3 separate regions of the Mus musculus genome follow, and regions 2 and 3 are each linked to region 1. The links are chromatin contacts, found by Hi-C or POLR2A ChIA-PET in ENCODE. All regions are on one chromosome and are shown on one strand. Each heading gives the region's core, a stretch centred on a gene start or an enhancer-like site at or near the end of the contact. The rest is flanking DNA. Distances are from core to core; before and after follow the strand shown. Region 1 overlaps Brwd1 (bromodomain and WD repeat domain containing 1). Region 2 holds the start of Brwd1 (bromodomain and WD repeat domain containing 1). Region 3 holds the start of Psmg1 (proteasome (prosome, macropain) assembly chaperone 1).

What was found. Hi-C counts contacts between places; a loop is a spot of excess contacts on that map. ChIA-PET counts read pairs that join two places held with the same protein, here RNA polymerase II (POLR2A).
Region 2: POLR2A ChIA-PET joins it to region 1 with 30 read pairs in embryonic stem cell. The contact joins the promoter of Brwd1 here to the enhancer-like site in region 1. POLR2A ChIA-PET finds 5 or more read pairs at or near these places in 4 of 5 experiments (Patski and embryonic stem cell).
Region 3: a loop to region 1 is called in a map of adrenal gland, with 1.9 times the contacts of the local background. The contact joins the promoter of Psmg1 here to the enhancer-like site in region 1. A Hi-C loop is called at or near these places in 2 of 37 maps with a recorded cell type or tissue (T-helper 17 cell and adrenal gland). POLR2A ChIA-PET finds 5 or more read pairs at or near these places in 2 of 5 experiments (both embryonic stem cell).

Annotation. Positions count from the first base shown.
Region 1 is chr16:96,041,688-96,046,276 of GRCm38, forward strand. It overlaps Brwd1 (bromodomain and WD repeat domain containing 1), which reads right to left. Exons shown (of 42, transcript NM_145125.3): 19 at 2,777-2,960; 20 at 1,314-1,407. Among named protein-coding and RNA genes, the nearest start is that of Brwd1, 38 kb to the right of the region's middle. Within about 2 kb of position 2,643, at least 1 of the 3 ENCODE cell types and tissues checked has a DNase peak (open chromatin) inside an H3K27ac peak, as active enhancers do.
Region 2 is chr16:96,079,310-96,084,073 of GRCm38, forward strand. It overlaps Brwd1 (bromodomain and WD repeat domain containing 1), which reads right to left and starts at 3,119. Exons shown (of 42, transcript NM_145125.3): 1 at 2,945-3,119; 2 at 2,813-2,871; 3 at 2,669-2,698; 4 at 2,505-2,564. The coding sequence starts at 2,993.
Region 3 is chr16:95,989,335-95,993,816 of GRCm38, forward strand. It overlaps Psmg1 (proteasome (prosome, macropain) assembly chaperone 1), which reads right to left and starts at 1,626. Exons shown (of 7, transcript NM_019537.3): 1 at 1,420-1,626; 2 at 158-264. The coding sequence starts at 1,556. Brwd1 (bromodomain and WD repeat domain containing 1) reads right to left here. Exons shown (of 42, transcript NM_145125.3): 42 at 2,758-4,482. The coding sequence ends at 4,264.

The DNA of each region.
Region 1 (4,589 bases), core at 1,393-3,892:
CCCAGAATCCCACAGACCTGCGTGCCGGCATACACCTGTGCAATCTCACCACTCTAAAGATAGAAGCTTGCAGTATCTTTGACTATGCAATGGTTTAAAAAAGAAAAAAAAAAGATAAAATTCAGAAGCTTAAAATATAGCTGGGGGCCTGGAGAGTTGGCTCAGTGGATAAGAGCACTGACTGCTCTTCCGAAGGTCCTGAGTTCAAATCCCAGCAACCACATGGTGGCTCACAGCCATCTGAGATCTGATGCTCTCTTCTGGTGTTGTCTGAAGACAGCTACAGTGCACTTACATATGATAAATAGAAAAAAAAAAATCACTGGGTGGGTGAACATATACAGCTCTTCCAAAGGTCTAGAGTTCAATTCCCAGCACAAATGTCTAGGTAATCCAACACCTTCTAGTCTCCACAGGCAAACACACAAATAAATCTTTAAAAAAAAAAAGTTTCCAGGCAGTGTTGGCACATGCCATCAATCCCAGCACCCAGGAGGCAGAAGCAGGTGGATGTCTCTGAGTTCAAGGCCAGCATGATCTACAGAGCATATTCCAGGATAGCCAGGGTCACACAAAGAAACTGTCTTGAAAAAAATCTAAAGACAAAAGTTTGCCAGAAATTTAAGGTCTTCCTTGGCTACAGAGCTTGGAGGCCAGAGAGATGGCTCAGAGGTTAAGAGCACTGACTACTCTTCCAGAGGTCCTGAGTTCAAATCCCAGGAACAACATAGTGGCTCACAACCATCTGTAATTCAAGCCGATGCCCTCTTCTGGTGTGTCTGAAGAGACAGTGTATTCATATAAAATAAATACATGAATCTTTAAAAACAGAGACAAAAAGCTTGGCTACATGAGATATTACTACCTCTTCTATGCTCACCAAAGAGAGGGGGACAAGACTTCCACTGTTGGAGCTTCAAGAGTACAAAGACCTACACAGCAGCCACATGAGCTGTGACAGTGGCTACCTCAGAAAGCCAGTCAGCAGCTGTAAAAGGACAGGAAGACATCTTAATGTATGGTCATTAGACCTAACTGACAGTTCAGCATGGTGGTGATGGTGGCAGAGGTGAGTGCCTTTAATCCCAGCGCACCCAGGAGACACAGGCAGTCTCAAAAAGAAACCCTGTCTCAAAGAAAACAAAACAAAAAGAACTCAATAGTTCTATGTTGGCTTTAAATGCCCAACAAAAGACTTTAAGCAATAAATACTATACTTTGGAAAGCTATTGCTGTTTTTATAAATCACAAAAAACACTGAATTCTAATTTTATGATAATTTCCTCATTCCCAAGAAAGGAGAATCAAGTTACCTTTTGTGGGACCTGGAAAGTCTTCTTCTTTCTCCCTATTACATACAGGTTCCTCTCCTCCTCGCCTCTCTCTATGCGAATGTCTTCCAACCGCCTACAAAATTAAGGCTATGGTGACAGAGGTTCTTGGACTGAGGTACACAGTTAACAGTACATCACTGCAGCTTTAGAGGCTACTGGGCCCACAGCACCTCAAAACAGCACACAAAGCTATTGAAATGAGAAGACGCTTCAGCTGCCCGAGCCCCGCCACTGGCAGGCAGGAGCAAGCGCAGCGCCTCATCACGGTCAAGACTCACCTGGCTACCCCAAAACCACTAACTACAAGTTTAGATTTTATGTATGTATTTATCTTTCTTTTTTTTTTAAGGTTTATTTATTATTGTACATAAGTACACTGTAGCTGACTTCACACGCACTGGAAGAGGGCGTCAGATCTCATTATGGGGGTTGTGAGCTACCATGTGGTTGCTGGGATTTGAACTCAGGACTTTTGAAAGAGCAGTCAGTGTTCTTACTCACTGAGCCATTTTGCCAGCCCCTTATCTTTTTTTTATTAAAAACAAAACCTCAGTTTATGTGAAGACCTATTCATATTAACTACAAAATATTCATTAATTGGCATTATGTATCGACCCATTAGAACCAATACAACTAGACAGCCCATTTCATTGCTTCCAAGCGTCTCCAAGATTATACTTCCTTTCTGCAAATAAAATTAAAAGCAACATTTTTCTTATACAAAGAATTCAACCCCATGTTTTAGGCCTCTCATTTAAACAAAAATAGCAGTGCTACTCATTTCTCTGTCTCCTTATCAAGTCAATAACACTGTTCAGATGATTACAACAGGAATAATTTCAAACCTTGGAGCACGTTACCATAGGCTAAAAATGGCCTTTGTCTTCACTGTGTAAAAGACTCAGGGTCCCTTGGTTCTAATTTGAAAACTCCTAGAAACACCTGACTTGATATAAAATCTCAATGTATCTTAGCCATGCTACATAAGAATGTACAAAGAACAAAAACTGATTTCTAAGAAAATAAATAAATAAATAAATAAATAAAAAGACAAAAAAAGCAAAAAACAAAAACAAAAAACAAAAACCGGCTGGGCAGTGGTGGCACATGCCTTTTAATCCCATCACTTGGGAAGCAGAGGAAGGTAGATCTAAGCTAAAGAAAAAAGAATGAAGGTTTGTCCAGTTTTTTACAGACCTAGTTTACTACTGGATGTTAAGAGTAGGGGCTAGAGAGATGACTCAGCAGTTAAGACCTGATCCAGAGGTCATGAGGTCAAATCCCAGCAACCACTTGGTGGCGCACAACCATCTGTAATGGGATTCAATGCCCTCTTCTGGTGTTTCTTAAGACAGCGACAGTGTACTCACATACATAAATAAAATAAATAAATCGTAAAATAAAATAAAATATAAAATGACATCCTCCTAATAGTTATGGACCTGAACATGCCAGGCGGTGCCTCTGGAACAACTACTCTCCGCTTCCAAGCCTGGAGGTCACGCTCTGTAGCAATCTGACTCCGAGGAGCGTTCTGATGCATCTGACGAACACCTTCAACCTGCCCACTCCGACGGAGACCGATGTTTGGAGGAGACTGAATGTCTAAACTCAGTCTTCTAAAACCTAGAAGAAAAATATCAGGAAGTATTTTTAAAGTATTTCCAGTTATTATGTTCATTTAGCACACAGTAACAGTGCATTCCTCCTACTAGGACACACCTTTTTCCAAACCAGAAAAAGGACAGACATACTAAAAACAGCTATAAGAAGAAAGCTTTAACATAACTAAAACCACAATGTAGAATACTTATCATTAATTGGTAAACTGCCACTTGAACTTTTTCTATACATTCTGAAATTATAAAATACACAAATGTATTCCATTGCATCTTTATTTCAAAACAGTTTGTTTTTTGGGAAAACCTTTGCTAAGGATAGATGCCCCACTAAACTGGGGAAGCTATATAACAAGAACACTGTTACAGTCTAGGCTACTGAGCAGGCAACTAGCAAACCATCTGAACACCGGCTTCGTGGGATCTTTCTCTGTGGGCCTTACACACACACGCACGCACGCACGCACGCACGCACGCACGCACGCACACACGCTACACAAACATAACACAAATATGCACACACTCTCACACAGACATAAAAATTAGAATAATTCTAACAATAAAAATTTTCATAATTACCACAAAAGAGCAGAGATGGCTCAGGAGTTAAGAGCATTTCCTGTTAGTACAAAGGACCTGAGGTCAGGTCAGTTCCCAGCACCTCCATCAGGTGCTCTAACTCCATGAAGGCTACATAGCTCTAAGCACTCTCTTCCAGCCCCGCAAGTACTTGGACACAAACGGCAGACACTCAAACAGGCAAGCACACACACACACAACAGAAATAATCTGGGCTGAAGAGATGGTTCAGCGGTTAAGAGCACTTGCTGCTCTTGTAAAGGACCCAGGTCAGATCCCAGCTCACAACTAGCTGTGACTCTAGCCCTTTTTGGCCTAAATGGGTACTCACAGACATATGCATACATACATGTGCACATAGGTTCCTTCAGAACCATGTCTGCCTGCATGCCATTGTTTTCTGCCACGTCAATAATGAACTAAACCTCTGAAACGTAAGCTAGACTCAAATGTTTTTCTTTATAAGAGTTGTGGTGGTCATGGTATCTCTTTATGGAAATGAAACTCGTAGGACCCCATCAGGCTGTCACCGTGCAGCAGTACCGGAGTCTCCTGGGTCTCTGAGCACACGAGATAAACACTCATCAGTGTCAGTCGTGCTCATTAGAACTCAGCTTCATTTCCATTTTCAAATACCCAGCTTTGCTTCTCTAATTATTTACCAGGGTATAAGAGGATATTGGCCTCTTACCTATTAGGATAGTTTAATAAAACTAAGTATCATTTACCTGTGACATCGTGGCGCTTACCTTATGTTTTTTTTTTTAATCAACACTGACTTAGTAAGAAAGGAAAGTCTCTACTCAACTAGGCTGCACAAAAGACGTGAATGCCAAAGCAAGAGAAAGCTAAAGTAGTTTTCATTTAAAAATAATGTTGTCTGCTCTCATTTAATATACTCTGAAAACCTACCCCACAGCTAAGACCGTTGACAGACTTTCAGAGTACTTAACAAACTTCATATCCACTTATAACTCCTTTTTTTTTTTTTTTTTTTTCTTTGAGTAACAAAGCAATTTTCAGAATACTACTTAGCTGTTCTTGGGTTCTGAGGTGC
Region 2 (4,764 bases), core at 1,869-4,368, 38 kb after region 1:
CTACACGTACATCCTCACCAAAACTATACCAATCCAGGGCCAGCAGACTGCTCAGTGAGGTCCACCTCCACAACCCAGGCCTGCACCCTGTCCTCACCCACCACGGGAAAGGAAAGGGTGAGGAGGAGACGATACCCTAGCAGTGACCAGCCAGGTGACAAGCAGCATGACAGAAGACAGTTCCCTCAGACCTTTCAGCACCAGGGCCCTATCTATCTCTGTGCCTCTAACGTCCCCCCGTCCCCCGCCCCCCCCCCCAGTAGGGCAGCAGTGTCCCAACAGCTTGGCTTTCTTCACTCAAAGGCTGTGCTCTGCATTAACACAAGTGAAACTGTTAGACGTTCCTTAGACCCAGGAGGTAGATAGGAAGGGGGTGTGGCTATAAAGAAGCTGAGCTCTCCTGGGGTTGTAAATCAGAATCAGGTCCCTGTCCCGTAGAAAACGTGTGTGGTTAAACCCTGCCTGTGGGTACAGCACTAGGAGACAGATTGGATTCACATTCCAGCACCTACCCATCCTACAAACCTTTTAAAATTTCATACAGAAGAAAACAGACTTGGCTGGGCATAGTGGCACACGCCTTTAATCCCAGCACTTGGGAGGCAGAGGCAGGTGGATCTATGTTGAATCTGAGGCCAGCCTGGTCTATAAAGCAAGTTCTAGAACAGACAGGGCTACAAAGAGAAACACTGAAAAAAAAAAAAAAAAAGAGGTAGGTGGTGTCAGGGGGAGGGAAAAAACAAACTACTCAGAGGAAACCCTGTCAAAACAAACAAACAAACAAAAAAACAAAAAAGACAAAAGAAAAGGGCATTGCATGCCTGTACATGTGTGCCATGGCTTGAGGGTGGAATGCAGAGGCCCACTTGTGGAAGTAGGATCTCTCCCTCCTCCACTCGGGGTCCCCAGGAGTAAACTCACATCGTTAGGGGTAACAGAAAGTAGTTTTATAGATAAGTCATCTTACCCACCTGAACATTTGCTTCTTAAAAATAACTCTCAAAAGTCAAATTAAACAACAAACCAGCAACCCCGTTTTACTCAGCAACTGCACCTGTCACGGCCAACACCTGGCTGTGGAAAGGACAATGGTAGAGGCTCTAGACCAGTGGTCCTCAGCCTTCCTAACGCCGCGGCCCTGCAGCCCTGCACAGTTCATGTTGGGGTGACCCCCAACCATAGTTATTCTCGTTGCTACTTAACTGTAATTTTACTACTGTTATGAACTGCAATGTCGATATCTGACATGCAACCCCCCCAAAGGGTGGGTCCCGTGGGTTGAGAACCGCTGCTTTAGCACTCCTGCCCTGTTCTGCTGAGCCCTCTAGTTATCCAGTTAACTCCTTAGCCCTGGAAAACAAGGTATAGAGAATGAACTGCCCACATGCATGACTGACGCCCTGGCTGACTTTTTGTTCACTACTGGTCTTGGACACATGGTGAAGTCAGTGAGCTCTCCTGTAATCCCGACCCAGCAGAGGATGAGTGAAGCAGGACTGCAAGTCCAAGCCAAACGGGGCTGTGCAGCCAAACATCAACAGCACACACTCATCTCAACCTTCTGTAACCAATATGCTCAGTGTGAGTCTTTTATCTTAAAATTGTCGAAGATATTCTCCTGCAACATTTGTGCTTCGTTAACGATAAACACCCAAAGCCTCTGTTACCTGGATAAAACTCAACTATACACAAGAACCTCTAAGCAAGTAGGGAAAATAAGGCAAAGGAAAATAAATGTAATCCGCAAGTTACCACTCCTCGGAAATGTTAAGACAGGCACACACAACTGCTTCTGAGAGCTTAGTCCGAGCTCTCAGAAGCAGGAAATGAATTCAAGGCCAGCCTGGCCTACCCGAGTTCAAGGCAAGACAGTGGTACGTAATGACACCCTGTCTCAAAAAATAAATACACCGACTGACGGATGTCAACTTAAAGCCTGAACCGCTACATACAGCAAGATCAAGTGTGAGCCAACTTTCTAAAGGCAGTCAACACACAGTGCACGGGTCGGGGAAGCAGGGGTGCCGCACTGACATATTCACCACGGAGAACTCTGTGCGATCCTACAGAGGAAGGGAGTACAGTACAGGAAGGGGCCATTTCTCCACCTTGGGAGACTAAGGACTCTCTCTCTATTCCTGGGGAACAAGAGGTCTGAAAGTCTGGGCGGGGCAGAGAAAGGAGAGACCAATGAGAGCTCGAGTTACAAATCGGGAAGGGAGAGAGATGAGAGCGCCCCTCTCAGTGGCTGGCGGCCGCACCTGGAGCCCCAGCCCGGCCGCGAGCCAGGGGCGCCCCCGCCTGCGCCCGGCACCGCCCCCAAAACCATTTTCTGCCAAATCCCGCCCCCCACCCCGCCACCGCGAGCCCTCGGGGGTCGGGCCCGTCGCCCCGGGACGCCGGACCACCAGAGACCACCCCCGGGCGCGGCCCCGCGGCGCCCGCAGGGGAGCAGAGACCCGGCTGGGGGGCGCGGGCGCGCGGAGGACGCGGGAGCTGCTCACCAATTCCTCGTAGCTCCTGTTGTGCTCGTTGCCCTCCCAGTCCAACCTCTTCGGCAACAGCTGGAATGAGACACGAAAGGCGTCCGGGTGACCACCGCGGCCGGGAGGCCGGGCGGGACCGGGACGCGGGGGCGGGGACGGGGACGCGGGGGCGGCGGACCGACCTGGTACTGCTCCAGCTCCTGCACCAGCACCTGCGGCAGAGAAGACGCGCGGTCAGACCCCGTCAGCTGCCCCGCTCACCCCCGGTTCGTTCGCCCCCGGTTCGCTCGCTCGCCCGCCCGCCCGCTCGCCCAGCCGGCACTCACCTGCGCCGCTCGGCGACACGGGCCAGCTGAGAGGTAGCGGGCGATGAGAAAGTACAGCTCTGCGGGGAGAAGACAGGGACGGTCAGCGGCGGCTGCGCGACACCGGGCAGGGGACGCGCGGCCGTGTCTTACCCGACTCGATGAGAGGCACCGGACGTCGGGCCGGCGAAGGCTCCGCCATGGCGGGGCGCCGGGCGGGAGCGAGCGGACCAGCGAACAAGTGGAGCGCGTAGGCCGCGCCGAGGCCTGACCGGGCCGGCGTACCCCCAGCTCCTCAGGCGCGCGCCGCCGCCGCCATGCCGTGCGCGCCGCGCACCGACGCGTCCGCGGCAGGAAGTCGCGCGGGACCGAGGGGCGGGGAGCGAAGTAGTCCCCCCGCGGGGAGCCGGCGGCGTGGCACGACGCGGATGTGGCTCCTTGGCTGGGAGGCGGGCCTCGCCTCGGCGTCCTGTGCGTCGGGGGCGTGAAGCGCAAAAGGGGGCGGCGAGCCAGCCGGGGCTGCGTCCGCGGGGCGGGGGGTGGGGGGGCTGGGGCGCGCGTGGCCGGATTCCTGCGCGCGGTGAGGCGGCCGCCGGCCTTTGTGCGGCGGCGGAGGCGGTACGGCGAGCTGGAGTGGAGGGGGCGGGGCGGGGCAGGGCAGGGCGGAGCCTGGGAGGACGGTCACCTGGGCTGGGCCTGAAGACCCTGAGGCTGGGGAGGAGCTCTGCAGGAGGGTGGCTGAACCCAGAGCGGAGGCTGCGACACCACCTTACCCGCTGCCCTCCCGACCTCCCGCCGCCCCGCGTCCCGCGCCCCGCGATGGGTTAAAGATGCCCGGTACGGGTGACGGAATCTGGGAGTCCGCGATGACTTGACGGGAACTCAGAGGGCCCGTGGGAAACGGGCTGCGGCCACAAGTGTCAGTCGTTTTGTTGGAGGGGTGGAAGAGTTACAGAAAAATCCCCCTAATTACCGCTCTAGGCTCCTGACCCAACCGGATCTGTTTCACCACGTCCAGTGTGCGCTGACAAGCTCTGACGTAGAGTGCAGAACAGAACTAAACATGGCCATTGTTAGATTTATCGGGCAGCAGAGAGTCAGAAAAAGAGGCCTGACCTCAAACGACCTCGGCTCTTTATTCCCAAACACCAAAAGACAGTCGTCTTCCAACGGGAAAGCGAGCTCCTGTCGCGGGCTAGGGTGCGGCAAGGGAATTGTTTGTGTCTATAAAGAGTCTAGGGTGGTTCGGCTGTTTCTTTTCCTTAGGCTTAGGACATAGTGCTAGGGTGGCTCCGCATTCTTTTCTTAACCCCTGCGCCCCTGCGAAGGGCTGACCGAGCAAGGTCATTTGTAGGAGTCCTGTCTTGTGACCAAGGCGTTGTACCAGCTAGTCATTCTAGTGCCTGCGTGCGGAGGCAGAACGAGGTGTCCCAGTCGTGCCCGGGCAGTGAACCTTAGACTGGCTCCAACTATCAGGTGTATGATCCTAGGCAAATCACTTAACCTCTGTCTCAATTGGCCTTATCTGTAAATTGTAGCCAACAGTGCGGCTCCTTCCAGAGCTCAAGGATTTTATGAACTAATACGCATTTCCAGCCTCTGAGTTGACTTTCATTAATTACATGGAAAGTACATATGAATATGTAGATGGCCCACCTATTCAGAGTAATCCTAACTCAGCAAACACCAAGTGGTAAGATAAAATGGAACAGTAAACTCCACCGTTCCCATGGAAACAGTTTGGCGTCCTTTAAGGGAAAGGTGAACTATAGTGATAAGATTTAGGGCACTGGGATAAAAACCAACTTGCCTGAGGGAAAGGTATGGAACTTTCACTCCTCTGGGGATGTCATGCAACTGAAGGAGAAAGCCAAAGAACTCTGTCATTTACTCGGGGGCTTGCCTGAGTTTGATCCAGAGCAGCACAGAAACAAAGCACCCACTAATCCCAGCACAGGCAGAGGCCAGAGGTT
Region 3 (4,482 bases), core at 376-2,875, 53 kb before region 1:
CAAACCCAAGGTCTTGTGATTGACAGGCAAGCACTCTATCACCTGAGCCACATGCCCAGGACCTGTTGTGAACTTTTTAAAATACGTAAGATACATGCAGAAGGACCTTCGAGTCCATTCTTCCAACGGGACATATACTCCTGACACTGGCACTTACCTGTTGCGTTGCTTCCTACTGCAATTATAAACTTGGAGCAAGGGTGTGTCTCTAGGAGCACAGCCTCCAGAGATGTTTCTGTCTGTCTTCGGAGAAGCCGAACCTCCCTAACAGCAAGAGACAAAAGTGAACAAATATGACTGTGACCACCAGTTCACTGTAAGAGATGGTGATGGGCAGAATGACAGTCAGATTAAGAGATTAAGTGATAGGTGCTATATAGAGCTGGATGTATAAATAGATGGAAGACAGATGAGATCGATGGTAGACATGTTACTTATAGATATTTATATGGGTAGTAGAAAGGTGCTATATTTACATATACATGGATGGATAAATAGGTAGGTGATAGAAGACAGAGATGAGTGGATAGTTGGATGGATAGATGGTGTTAGATAAAATAATCAGTGTCCTTGGTGCCCTTGCAAATGGATAAAACACTTTCTTTTTATGAGTAAAACTACTAACAAACTTCATACTAGCCTGACACACACAATGCCAGCACCCACAAGCCAGACACAATGTAAAAAGACACTAAAAGCATCTCCAACACTCCAGCCCGCAAAATGCTGAATGTGACCAAGACTTCAAACAAACGTTCAAGCATTTAGCTGTGGCAAAAGTAAGCTAAGACTGACCATCAGACAAATCAGGGCTCTCGGGAAGAGTGTGAGAAGTGAGAGGGAGCTGTCAAATGAAACGAACTGCCAAAAGTGTCTGTCGTTGACACAATCACCGGGAAGTGTATTTTAAAAATCTAGGTGAATTTGACTGTGGACTGGTATGATACTGAAAACGTGTTATTAGCAAACGTGGGGTAGGGAAGGTGCTAAGTTGCCAACACAAACATGACGACCCAAGTTCTGATCCGAGAACCCGCCTAAAAGCTCAGAATGGAGGTACTGAAAAAATAGGAGAATCAACAAAGTTTAATTATGTGCATATTTTATGTGTGGGTTTGCTCTAGAGTACAAATAATTGAGACAGCATGCTTAGGAAGACGTGTGGGGAGTCCTAATCGGAAACTCGTAGGGGTGGTGGGAGAGGAAATGAATGTGGTAAAACCTTGACCAAGGAAGGGGCTGGCGTGACCTGACTTCTGTGTCTGAAAGTAGTTTTGAAAGAAATACGGCCGACATGCGGCGTGACCTAAAGTGCACGGTGGAGGGCGAGCATCGCTGGGCTGCCGACGTCCCAGCGTGAACGCAGGGCACCCTGCAGGCCGACACCGCCTGACGCTCGCAGCCTTCCGGGAGCCTGACCTCTTCCGCGCCAGCTGCCGCCGGACCTCCCGGTCCTCCGGCGTGTCCCGCCTGCTCTGCTCCTCCTCCTCTTCTTCCTCCTCAGTCCCAGCTCTGCACGGCGCCTTCACCACCTCGCCAAAGAACGTGGCAGCCATGGTCCCTCAGCTCCGCGCGGCCAGACAGCGCATGCGCGCCGGCCCGCAGTCACGCCCCCTCCAAGCCACGCCCCCACCCCGCCTCCGAGCGAGGATACGCCTTCCGTGGGGGGAGGGGGGAGAACCTAAGAGCTTCCGGTCCGCCGCGAGAAATGTCCCGCGGCGCGCTTCCGTCATCCTGTTAACCGGGGCACGCAGCGCCCGCTCCACACCCGGCGACCCTCCTGCAAGGACCCACCCGTGGAGGAAACCCAGAGCTGCGGGTGAAGCACAGACAGCTCCAGGGTTGATGACTGCAAGCGGATTCAGAGAACATGAGTGAGGCTGCAAGGCTAGGCTTTTTAAAACCTGGCCATATGTAACTCATAGACCGTGTTTTCTACTTTAATGACAGGAAGAATGTGTGTTTCTGGTTTGTGTGCTGGAAGACAAAGAGCTCCACCGAATGCTGCTCCCACGAGAAAAAGGGTAACTGGCACCTCAGTGGGAAATAAAAACACATTCTAGATTTGCTTGTGAGGAAATGGAGACTGCATTGCCCAGGGTAAAATGTTTGGGGATCAGAGGGTCCTTTAAAAATCAAAACTCTTGGAAAGTTGTTTAAAAATCTCTCACAATGTAGAAAAACGATGCTTCAAGTCTACTGGGAGGAAAAAGCATATCAATCTTAACATACATACTCACTGGTTAATAAAAAGCAGATGAATGCCGGGCAGTGGTGACACACACCTTTAATCCCAGCACCCGGGAGGCAGAGGCAGATGGATTTCTGAGTTCAAGGCCATCATGGTCTACAGAGGGAGCTCCAGGACATCCTTTGGCTACACAGAGAAACCCTGTCTAGAAAAACCAAAGAAATAAATAAAAAGCAGATGTATACCAACTAGAACACTTTGTGTGTAACTATAGCACACACACAAGATTCTCAGTGTGGTGTCTTTAAGACTCAGATTCCAGGGTTAGTAGAAGCGAGCTGAAGAGCAGATGTCCCTGGCTGTCTCTTTGCTGGTTTCTTAAGCGGATACTTTGCTGATAAAGATACTCGATTTGATTTCTCACTCACACATGAAAAAAGCACCAACAGAAATCTGAAGCGTGTTGGTAAATCATAGGGAAGTGGTGGCTTGTCGGCACACATTTGCAGGAGGGATTTTACTACAGTGTTACTCCATTCAGTCACAATAAAGAGACCAAACACTTTAAAGGGTAAATAAAAATATGTTCCAATTAAAGGCCAGAAAGGGATTCCATTATAAAAGGCTGGACAGGATCAGACAGCAAGATGTAACTTCAGATCTTCAATTCACACTGCCAAAATTCACAGGTCTTCATTAGACTGATATATTTTCATTTCATGGCATTTCTTGAGGATATAATTGCTCAATAAGTAATTCTATGACATTTGGGATTGGACATTTAAATTTTTCATTAAAGCTCAAAATAAATAAATAAATAAACCAAACCCATGCACCAAAGAGGAGGAAGGGAACTCTTCCTGTGCTTGTAGCAAGATGCTGAAGATTTCAGAGTGAGTTACAAAAAGACACACACTATGTTAGAATTCTGAGTTGTGTTTTTGTTTTAAGCAGGCATGCAACCACAAACAAGTTTCTCAAGTAATCTGGACACTTTGGCCATACATATAACTGAAAAAAATGTGCATTACTGTTAATGAAAAATACACACCCCTAGGTTCCATTGTTTTTTTGATTTATACATGCAAGTTATGCCTAATAGTCACAGCTATTTTTAATTGGAAAAACAAACTGTTGAAGACAAGTTTCTCCAGTAACATGATAAAAAGACTTGACAGTACATTCACAGGTCACATCTGGTGACCTTAATGTCAACAAATAGCCATGAACAACGAACTAAAGTCCACATCCTCTGTAGGCAAAACATTTGTAGCACAACGACCAGAGGCCAGACTCCCCGACACTTGGCTTGTTAGTGAGCCTGAAATGAACCTGCAGTGTCACATTCTAACTTCTAAGGAACAGCAGAGAAACGTAAGAAATAGGATCCAACTGCATCACCTTAAGCGATGAGTGCATCTTGTTCTAATTTCTGACCACAAGTCTGGCCTTTACATCTTTGCTGCTACATAGAAGAAATAAAGTGTAATAGTCACATTGAGAACTTTCTTAGAAAGATACATTCCCTGAATTACTCATACCAGGTAGCTATCATTCAGTATGAATTCCAATGTTATAAATAAGACATTAATGACAGTCTTTCCCACACTCCTCTTCAGAAGTCAGTAACACCCCAGGATTTACTCTCTCAGTTCCCAGGGATGTGCACTACATAAATCAGACCCAGTTAAAATTCAGCAGTCACATGGGCTTACTGCTCCCTCCTTTGGAAATGGCCTAGTTTTCAGTCTGTGAGGGCAAACCATTGAAATTAGCATTGTTTCCCCATATATCCCACATGCTTTTATTTCTCTAGAGGACCAAGCTGCGTCAAGCCTTTGCTTTACATTCAGTGGGTCCTTCTGCTTTCTCACCTGACAACACAATCCACATCTCCTACCTCCTTGGAACACCCTATGCTGTGCTGTGTAGAGCTAACTGGAAGCCATCATCCCACTTTGACCCAGAGTAATGGCTTTCACAAAATTGTTCAAAAGGTGCTGGGACGGCTTATGGTTGGGAGCGGACTTCAGGGCAGGCATTGGAGCTGCTGACAATTCCCGGTAACCTTTCTACCTCGGAGTAGGCTGGGCTTTTTCCTTCCGGGATCTGAACCGCCTAAGATATAGCTCCTTTTCGTTCTCTGAATGTATGGGTGCATCATCCTCTTTATAAACACTCAGTAACTTTTTCTTAGCTGCAGCAGAGGCTTGTCGATAGGGCAGTTTTCTGCTGATCGTCCTAATGCCGACATTCTCTGGTCCTGAGACCACTTCTTTTAGATTACACAT